2 separate regions of the Mus musculus genome follow, and region 2 is linked to region 1. The links are chromatin loops, found by intact Hi-C in ENCODE. Cell type or tissue: left cerebral cortex. All regions are shown on one strand. Links, peaks and the distances in the headings refer to the core of each region. The heading gives the core; the rest is flanking DNA.

The links. A loop is a pair of places that touch in the nucleus more often than their neighbours do. Peaks named below come from ENCODE experiments on the same cell type or tissue, not always from the same donor. Only the 100,000 strongest peaks of a DNase experiment are listed, where the experiment ranks them.
Region 2: a loop joins it to region 1, with 2.5 times the contacts of the local background. A loop is called at or near these places in 1 of 42 quality-filtered maps.

Annotation. Positions count from the first base shown.
Region 1 is chr14:122,105,287-122,110,547 of GRCm38, forward strand. It overlaps Tm9sf2 (transmembrane 9 superfamily member 2), which reads left to right and starts at 1,796. Exons shown (of 17, transcript NM_080556.3): 1 at 1,796-2,149. The coding sequence starts at 1,982. It overlaps A330035P11Rik (RIKEN cDNA A330035P11 gene), which reads right to left and starts at 1,688. Exons shown (of 4, transcript NR_015586.3): 1 at 498-1,688; 2 at 1-155. In left cerebral cortex, for the core only: CTCF peaks have their summits at 1,596 and 2,390; a DNase peak (open chromatin) is centred at 1,753; H3K4me3 peaks cover 2,221 bases; H3K27ac peaks cover 1,382 bases.
Region 2 is chr14:122,482,519-122,487,779 of GRCm38, forward strand. It overlaps Gm33769 (a long non-coding RNA gene), which reads right to left and starts at 472. Exons shown (of 2, transcript XR_383798.4): 1 at 1-472. It also overlaps a transcript of Pcca not described here. In left cerebral cortex, for the core only: no CTCF peak of the experiment used is centred there; no DNase peak of the experiment used is centred there; H3K4me3 peaks cover 563 bases; H3K27ac peaks cover 3,133 bases.

The sequences.
Region 1 (5,261 bases), core at 577-4,576:
GGCGTTAGCACCGCAAGTCTGCGACCCTAAATTCAGGTCTAGAACCTGTGTCCTCCGGCGACCAGGGCCGAGCGAGCACTTCTAGTTTGCTTCGCCTTCGTCTCTCCAGGCCCTGCTGTAGAGTTGGAAGATGCAGAGACCAGGCCCCTGCAGCCCTGGGAAGTGAGACAGTGAACAATAAACACGATCGTTTCCGAAATTGGTAGACACCGAGGAGCAGCGGTGGAAATGGGGGACACCTACATTCTACATTATCCCTCTTAGCACAAGTAGAAGCTGGGGAGACCTACAGAGTGGCCTAGCGTGGTAGGTAGGAGCCTAGAGACCACCAAAAGAACTCAGTGGCACAGCGAGCAGCATGCCAGCTATGGACAGTGAGATTGTCACAGGTAGAAAAAAGTAGTAATGGCAAGGTTGGAGCGGGAGCTACGGCAGTGAAGGTCTAGTTTGGTATTATCAGAAAAATAGGTAAGGTGTGTGGGGGGTGTTAATCCTACCTCTTTATATTTGGAGACAGCTGCTTCCTTTTTCGACAAAGGGCGTTGTCTTGACTTAGCCCAAAGTTCAGTATGTGCATGTATTTGAGATGGTGTGCGCTGATGGACACGCCTCCTTTTGTTATAAAAGTGGTCAGGACCGCCTGGGACAACTACTATATCACCTATTTTTTTGTGATATAGTATTTTTTAACTTAATCTTTACCACTCTTTGAGAGGGTGAGCACCCTTGTCTTCTCTTCTAACTTTCATTTCTCCAGTGATGAACCCATGCCCAGAGGCACATCGCTAGATCACAATGTTCCAAAGCCAGGACGCTCAGCCAGTACAAATTACCTTTGATGTTAAAGCTCTTTTTAGGTATGTCAGTAGTTCTTTCTGTAGGTGCTAGAGCCATTGAAAATCTGGTTAGTTGTAAACTTTGGGGAAGGGAGCAATATATGAGCACACAGAAAAAATTTAATAGCATGAGACTACAAACTTTTTTGAATTTACCTATTTTCTGAATTTGCCTTTTCTTGAATTTGGGGGTTACAGTCATCCAGGACTGTGTTTTATATTCTAAGATGATGCACTTGGGGAAGAATTCGGTTGAAGTCTAAAACTCCATGGGCTTTTTATGCTAAACTTTTCTCCTCCTTGAGCATAATGCTTGCGCACTAACACAGAGACATAACCATTTCCCATTATCAATGGGAAAAGCTATGCACCTTGTCGAAGAGTAATAATGCCGTAATAGTCTTCCTTAACACGACTGCTTTGCTTAACTAAGCCCCGGTATCTTCATTGCAACCTGCCATTGCTACTTTATATTTACTACCCTCTCTCATCTATCTCATTTCGACTTTCTGAAAGATATGTTTGTTGTGTGCACACTTCTCCCACACAAGAATGTCCCAGCATTTCCGATGCTTAGGAATTATTCTTGCAAATAACCTCTAAGAGCTGTTTAAAGATTTACGAACCGCTCTTTCCATTTGTTCCCTTACCCTGGCCCCAACTAGGTAACCCCTGAGCTCTGCCTCATCGACCAACTCGGTCTCCATCAGAAAGTACTTGGTTCATCAGTCCTGAGCGGACTGACGGGTATGAGGTGACAGAGGGCAGAGAAGAGGTGCGCCCGAGAAGCGCGGCGCTCTGGAGCGCCACGGTGGAACCTGGAACCCGACTGTGGGTGCCGGAAGCGCGCAGGCGGAAGTCACCCAGATCCCGGAACGCGGATCTCTTGGCCGCCCCGCCCGGAAAGAGCCCGCTGCGCTTGCGGCGCCGGCACTGAGCATGTGCGTGCGGCCCCGCGCATGCTCCGTGGAGGCCCGCTTCGGTTTCTGTCGCGGGGCCCGCGGTGTCTCCTAGCGTAACCGGAACTAGCCGTTGCGGGCCGGCCTTCTCTGCGCTCGGGCCTTGAGGTGATCTCCGAGCGCCCCGGACCCCTCCTTCCTCGCCGTCCCCCTCGGCTCGGCCGCTCGCCTCTCACAGCCGCCGGCATGAGCTCCAGGCCGCCAGCGTCGCCGCCAGCGCAAGGCTCCAGGTTGCTGCTGCTGTCGCTGCTCCTGCTAGGGACGGTCCCAGGCCCGCGCCCGGGAAGCGCCTTCTACCTGCCCGGCCTGGCGCCGGTCAACTTCTGCGCCGAAGAGAAGAGCAACGAGTGCAAGGTGGGGGAGGCCTGTCGGGCTGCGCGCCGCGGTGGGAGCGGGGTCTAGGAGCGGGGTCAAGGAGCGGGAAGGGGCGTAGCTGTGGGTGGGGTCGCATTTCGAGCCGCGACGGGACGGGGGCCTGCGGACCCCGGGTGGTCCCCGCGGGCTCGTCGCTGCAGCTCGGGGCGCTTTGCCCGGACCCCGGCGGCTTGCGGAGCGCCCTTGGACTGGCCTGCACGCAGGTACGCGGTGACCCGATGCCCACACGGGGCGCTCCCAGCCGAGCGACAACTTCCAGTAACTTAATTTCGTAGCTCACTGTTTTATTGCACTTTCCTAGAACTCCTGGTCATGACGGCTTATTCTCTCTAGGACTTTGATACCGAACTTCAAGAATACTAGTTGATCATTTAACCTGTGGATTGTGACGCATTCTAACCCTCCTTGAAAACCGCGTTAATAAAGACTAGTTGTAGTTAAGTTTAGTCCCTGGCCTTTAAATTTTTTTTTAAGCTATAAAATTTTTAAGAGACCCCCAAATGGGTTTCTCCGCGATGGCTTTAAACACTTAAAAAGCAGCAGAGAGCGGGAGAAAGAACCTGCCTTGAAAATGTTGGTTTCGTAGGCCATCCGCCCACACGTTTTTCAGTTTACCAGCTGAAAGCAGCTTTTAGGTATCAGGTGTAGAGCATCACAATACACCATTATTTCGTAAAGTTACTAAAACTTAACCATTTGGAGGATCCAGGGCCTCTCAGAAACCGTTAATTTTAATACTTCAAATAATGGTTAAGAAAACGTTTACACTTTTTATTTACTAAAATTTTAAGCTGGTGTTTATTTTATGACTCTTAGCTATACCACAGTTGTGAATTTTGAGGTTGTTTTAGAGTATTAGGGAGGCTATTAAAGTTTTCATGGCATTTTGCAGCTTCTCTTTAGGTTTGTGGGCTATCCTGTGTGGCGTTAACATGGTCACTACAGTTTTAGAAAGAAACAAACGTGTATCTATGACACGTAAGTCGTAGAGGGTTCAATAATGCCTACCAATCGGTAAGATTCACCCAGGCACACAGTCCATTAACTGTGGTACCCGGAAAAGCAGGAACTTCTGCCTCCTTCTAGAGAGTTCTGACCTAAAGTGAGATCCAGTCTTACAGGCACACTGAATTTTTCTGTTAAATATTTCAGAAGCCAACCTTTATAAACAAGTACTTGGTCTGTAAATGAACAGTGAATGTGTGTTGTATTCGTAATTTCTTAGAGAAATACATTCCTGGCTCCTCCATCAGCCACTGGAGAACAGAGGCTTATTAATAAAATCTGATGTTACGAAAGGTATGGTCCACATACCTAGAGAGCATAGATGAGGAAATGTTTGTGGATTAGAGTCTTCTGGAGAAGCAGCAGAGATGTGACACTGGACACGGACTTTAGAGAGAAGTGTGAGTGGATTTGTGGGTGATTTGTGTTGTCTCACAAGGTCTTTAAGTGTCCTTTTGAAGTTTCTGATCCTTTGAGGGTTTGACTTAGATAGGTGTGGGGATGAAACAGGCAAGACAGATCATATTCTGGATGTTGGCTTGCTGTCCTTGTTCTCAGCTACTCCGTTAGCAGTAGGAAGAGGGCAAATGTCCCTAGGCTCTTCTCTAACTAGCTGGCGTGGAGACTTAGACATCTTCCCTTTTCTCTCAGTAGGGAGCTATTCTGCTTAGTAAACAGTTTAAATTTTTATTCCTGCGGTCAAGATGGTAACTTTACAAACATCCCTTCCCTCTTTTCCAAACAGAAATTTACCTCACAGTTTGGGAGGCTGAGAAATCAAAGTTTTAGGTGCTCACAGATTTAGGGTCTGGTGAGGATTCATTTTCTTCCTCGTCCATGTGTATGTATGCCTCATGTGGTGGGAGGGATGAAAGAGCTTCTTTAGCCTATTTTTTGAGAACACTAAACCATTCATGAGAACTCTGTCCCCAGGACTTGGTCATCCCTAAAAGGCTTTCCTTCATAGTACCATTGCCTAAGGGTCTACTTTTTCAATACAGGAACTGGGGACAGGAGAACATAAACATACCACTCCATATTTCCTGAGGGGACAAGAGTGAGCAGAGAGGTCCTTGATGCTGTTGATATGATTTCTGGTTCTTTCCCCACCTCTATAACACAGGAATAATTATGTTTGCTTATGTGTTTCCCTTGAAAGGTATTTCAGATTTCTTAGGAGAAACACTGTCTTTTACTGGTTGAGTGCAGAATGAAGCAGGTGTAGCTCAATGCAATGTGTGCAGCACCGCATAGTCTTATAGCTTCTGCTATGAAGTCCTCATCCCACATTAACTTGGTATGGATTGCCTGATGATTTCACTATTTTGTTTCCTTAAAATTGTTGTATAAGCCTTTGGTGTCTGGGTACACCTTTAATCCCAACACTCAAAGACAGAGGCAGGTTTATCTCTTTAGTTTATGGCCAGCCTTGTCTACATAATGAGCTGTAGGACAGGGCTATGTAGAGAGACCTTTTGTCTCAAAAGCAGTAACAACAACAACAACAAAGTTTTATGTTTAATTTTCTGACAGAGAAATATGAGTTCATTAAACCTAAAATCCTATTTATGTTCTTCTAACTTCTGATATATGGTCTTCGCCTTTGTAAATGAGTTTTGTGATTTACTCTTTTTTTTTTTTTTTTACATAATACCATTACATGTGCATACATTTAAATATCCGTGTAGTCATGAAATGTCCATTCTTTTATTTGTTAGACATGGGAATATTTTATTCTTAACACTCTGCTGTCTGTGGGCTTGCTTAACCATTTATGCTTGCCAGGCATTAGATTGGTTCTAGCATTTCTCTGTTGTAATCAGGAATTATTTGTGCATTCTTTTTAAAGATTTATTTTTAATCATGTGTGTCTATGTAGATGCATATAAGTGTGGGTTGCCTACAGAGGCCAGAAGTGTCAGAAGTTACAGGGTGTTCCAGATAGCAGGTGCTCCATTTAGTATAAAAGTTTTGATTCCTTCAGTTAGTTGCCATGTGCTGGTTAGTTTTGGACTGAGTGTCCTTGCAGTGTCAAATGATTAAGGATAGTGACAGTTCACCTTCATGCTTTTAACTGTTAAGTATT
Region 2 (5,261 bases), core at 401-4,400, 380 kb after region 1:
TCCTGGCCTCCCTCAGGGCCCAAGAGCTTCGCTGTGGGTTCGCTGCGGCGTCAGGACTGGTGTCTCTGCTTGCCACACCGCTGTCAACTTGAACTTCTGTGAACAGAAGCCTGCTCCCTTCGCGCTCAACTCCATTCACCACAGAATAAGTCCCTCTCACCACGAGATTCGCTTTATCCGGAGGCAGCTGGAGCTCCCTCGGGAGGCCCATCATTATTATTATTAATTATCGTGATCCTCGCTGCATTATTAATGGCCACAAGGATAACGGGCATGGGTATCAGCTTCTCCCAGTTCAGTGATGTCCTCCGAAGTCCCCGGCAGGGAGGAGGTTATTCCCAGCTCAGGGGCCGCGTCAGTTCTGCTTGCGGCAAGGGCGAGGGGAGGCAGTTACAGTCGGGACACTGCGGGACTCCAGTAGAGAAAACGCCACCCTGGTACCCGCACACCATCCTTAACTGCCCGGGACCCCTTTCCTCTCCCCTCTGCCGGCACCTTGGCTCTTCCTCCACCCCACCCCCTATCCCCTTTGTCTCTTTTTCAGACGGATGTTTTCAGTCTCAAGTGTTTTTTTTGTTTTTTGTTTTTTGTTTTTTTTCTTCCGCACAAAATCCTGAGATCAAGAGTAGCTCACAGGCTGGACGGGGGCTCGGGTTTCTCCAGGCACTGTGTTATTTGCTACATCGCTGCATTAGACTAGGAAGGCTTGGGCCATCCAACTTGATCTTGCCTGGGTTGGTGGGTCTAGGGAAAGTATGTCTGAGTACTGTTGAGTTCATTGGTAGCATAGGAGGCTAGAGACAGGCAGAGATTTTACCAAGTATGCATTGGACACTCAGATCCTACTATCCCCTAAATCATGTCAGAAATAATTCCAGGGATGTTAGGCCCACTTCCAAAGTTTAGGAAATAAAGGCCTCAGAATAACAAACACTTCACTAAGAATTGGTTGAACTTTCAGATAGGTTTTTAATTTTTAAAAATGTTGAAATAGGAACATGCAAGGAAAGCTCCTCTCAGGATCCAAGCAGGGCTCGATAAATACTTGTGGGTTGATTATAATCTGATGCCCCAGAAATTTGCAGCTCCACATCCATACATCCATGAGTACCTCAGCAGACAAGTCAAAATGAAAGGTTTCTATTTTTAACCTGCAGCTCAGAACTAAGACCATAGAAATGTCATTCTCCTTCCCTCCACTCTCTCACTTCCCCCTCCCCTCCGGGGATAGTTGCTGGGCTTTTTTATGGGGGGGGGTGGTCTAGATCTTTCCAGACTAGATCTGAGTGGCCAAGTATCAGAAAACCTCAACCCATTCCGCTGAGTCCCTGAGGAGGGGAAGGCAGCCATGATGATAAGGGTAGGACTTAACAAATGAGACCACCTGTAAAGCCAACTATAGGGCAGCCCAACCCAAGTGTCGGAGTTCATGGTCAAGGCTGGGGGTCACTAGGGGTAAACGGGCCCTTGTCGCCTCTGAATGGCCACTGCGGAAACCTCTGGCAGTGAAATTCCGGGCCAGGGTCCTCCTGCTGCCCCGCCTCTACAAGATGCAAGATGCTAACTTTGGGCACTGAGGTCACTAAGCATGCCCCCAGCCCGCTTTCCTTTTGTTTTCAGGGCAGAGCCGCTTTTGAAGAGGTAACACTTGACCTCTCCTTCAGCTTTCTGCTTCTCTCCCTATTTGGGTCCAGCATCTCTCCAGCCCCACCTGGCTTAACACAGCCTTCAGACAGGCTTTGCGGGAGTCCCTTTACTCTGCCGCTCACCCACACAGACACACCTTTCGCGCTCCCATGCCAATACACATCATCCACTCATATGCTCACCTCCTGTGGCTTCCGAATCTCTCCACCACCGGTTCACTCCCGGGTGGGAAGGACCTGGGGCTGCAGAGATGCGCGTGGGTGGCACAAGACCAGTAAGCGGTTGCTCACTCCCCCTTATTGTCCTTGGAGGGACCACTGCCTGACCTTATAGGTGAGGCCCATTTCTTGAATCTACAGGTTGAGATGAGGACAGCGGCGGGGTGGGTGGGTTGGGGGAGTGGGGGTGGGTGGGTGATGGGGGAATACCTGCAGTTGGCATTCCTAGGCCGGTTACCAGGGGCTGTGATGGGCTAGATTGTCTTACCCACCTGCTGCGCTCTCTACTTTCCTGGTGTGTGTGTGTGTGTGTGTGTGTGTGTGTGTGTGTGTGTGTGTGGTGGCAGGGAGTAGTTTTTCCTCCATCTATTAAGGGGATGGAAAAGCTATGTGCCCACCCAATAACCCTTGCCTTAGTCTCTTCTTCCCCCACTCCCAGTCCCCCAAACCCCAGATGCTAAGTCAGTGGCCCTGGGGAGCAGAATGGAGCAGCGTCTCTACAGAAGGAGGTGGATGGGGATGGTAATAATGTTAACAGCAGCAGCGATAACCTTAGTAGTTGAAGCTTCTCCAAGCTTCTCTCGGAGCTATTTCTCCAAGGCCTGGAGAGGTCTGGAGCACTCCTGACCTGGTACGACTGCAAGTGGGCATTGAGTTCCCTTTGATGGGAGCAAAGGGCTTTTTACTGCTACTTTTCAGTAAAAATCCAAAACCTGTTGCGGTGCCAACAAAACCACTGCCCTAGAGCAGAGCCAGCTTCTGGATGCAGGCAGCCCTGGTGCATACTGCGCTGGATTTTTTTGCTTTGTTTTGTCCTCTGGGCCCAGTGGGCCCACAGCGGTTTGTGTGGTTTCCTGAATCCTTTGGAGTTGGCTACTTCTGTCTGCCCACTGTCTCCAGCCCCCTTTTCCCTGCCTGTCGCCTCCCCCCCCCGCCCCCATCCCACTACTCCCCGCACTTCTATGAATGGCGGATTTAATGAGCGCGGGTGCCGCGCTGGCCGGTGGTTCTGAGGATGCTCTGACCTGTAGGGAGGGCGCGAAAGGTCAGACTCACGCAGGGCCGGACTCGGGCTCCTCCCAGGCCCACGCTGCTAGGATATTGATCCTGGGAGAAAGATAAACAGGAGAACTGGACATTCGGCCACGAATACTAATGAGCCAGGGTAGAGGTTTTAATTGCTGTGGACTTCCTTTTTCCAGTTAATCTTTATTGCAAACTTCTCTGGAGTCAGCCTGCCTTTTGTGTATTTCTCGTCCCTTCCTTTTAGTTTCCTGCGAAATGCTTAGGCGAAAGAGACTTGTTCGCTTTACCTTTTCTCCTTCTCAGTGTTCATAAGCGCTGCAAGAGCCGTCAAGAACAGTCCTTGTTCTCAGAGTGGCTCTGCTCACTAATTCTGGAAATGTAGGGGGATCCTATAAAATAAATTGTTTCAATATGGTTTTGCCAAGCCTGTTTCTTGACTTCCTCAATCTTATTGTTTCGAAGACTTGTATGTTCTTGTCCTTAAACTTCCTCTTGACAGTTGCATCTTTTCTCTGGGCACCCAACCTCTTCATAGCTCCTCTCCAAACTGGTGCATTCTATCCCCCAAATGGTCTCATTTCTCAAGCCTGTAGGCTTTGGCTCGGGCTTTATCAACCGCAGTGTCGGAGTTTTCCAGTGAAGCACTGAGTATAGGCAAGCTAATTCACTAGCTCTCATGAATTTAGTGTTTTCTTTGGTACCTATGAGCAATACTGAAACGTGAGACAGGAACCTAGGGGAATTTCAGAGGGACGTCTGTCTTCCTTATTCTCGATGTGTATATGATAATTTAGTTGTAACTGATTTTTTAAACACAAAGGTATTTTGACCCCTCCCTCCAAATTGTATTAATAGATGGGAAATCTCATAAAACAGTTTGGCTGTGTGATTAAAAGAGGAAAAAATGGAAACCCATTTTTGGGGTAGGGTATATTAAAATGTGTTGAAATCTATGCGCGGGGGGGGGGGAAGGATCAACTGTGCTAGAGCAATTTTGAGCATTATTCTAATTCTTAAAGTTTTGGACAAAATAATTTCATATCATTGTAATAGGTCCCAGCAGTGTACTCCCCTGAGGATTTTATTTCACTTACACTTTTTAGTCTAAACTTTTTTTCTTCTCACAATGATTTATTATGTAGGTAATTTTAGGGGATACAGTTTACAGCTTGAATTATTAGACTGAACACCTCTGGCTGACACTACAACGCCTTTTTTTTTCTCTGCCTGCAGCTGTGAGTCACAACCCCATTTTCATACCCAACCTCTGCACATTCCTTCACAATGTATACTTCCTTCTTGCAAAGATCAAACATGCTTTGGTCAAAGTGTTTATTTTAAAATGCAGGAAAATTAAAACTAAACACAGCTCTACTGTAAAATCCCCCAATGTATCATATTTTCCTCCTCCTGTGGCCACACAAAAAAGTAAGAATTTGCACCAGTTTCTGGAATCAAATTTTGAACTGAAGCACAGTCACATATAGACAGAGTTTTTTATTTTATTATGGAAGCATGTCAGAAAACCTCCCACTTTTGTTCATGATTGGATTCTGGTTTGGATGTCTTTAGATTTTACTTACTATTTTTTTAAAAAATCATAAGCTAGAAAATAACATATCATCAAGAAGAAGAAGTTGACAAACCTGTTTTATTCACCAAGCTATATATGCCTCATTCCTAGTTCACTTTCTGTCTTAGTTCTTGCCTTTTAATTATATCTTCCAGGAGGTAACTTTAAGGGAGGAGTATATTTTGAAGTGTTTGCCAAATGAGAAACAAAAGGTCTCTTAGTTACTCAAAGCAAGTCCACAATTTCCAAATATCTCTGTAGGTCTCTGCTGTGTGTACATTTCCTTTTCTTTCAAATTAAGGTGGAGAGAGAGAGAGAGAGAGAGAGAGAGAGAGAGAGAGAGAGAGAGAGAGAGAGAATATGAACCAGTCTCTTTCAGTACTCAAATCATACAGAGTGAGTTTTACCTGTGGGTTTTGGTGGACATGATACCCTTCTGTAGTCTATCTGATTTGCTTTAAGCTCCCGCATATTCCCCAGTGAAGCACACTTAGACCCCAGCTACCTCCTCTCTGCAGCAGTTTACTGGGCTCTTCAACCACACATGTCTTTGAGTGCAGACATTTCTAGGCTGTTTTTAATCAACTTTGGAAGCCGAATCTTTTCCTTCTGAAGACTGTGCCCAGGGGTGGATTCGGCTGAATGTCTGGGCGGCCGGCAGTGGGCTTGGCCACTGTGTTTTGAGACACAACAGCAAAGGATGGCATTGAAATAATCTTGTGTGGCAGACAAGCTTAAAATATATTGATCCCATTCACTCCCCTTACCTCTGAGCTAAAAGGCAAGCAAATTCCAAA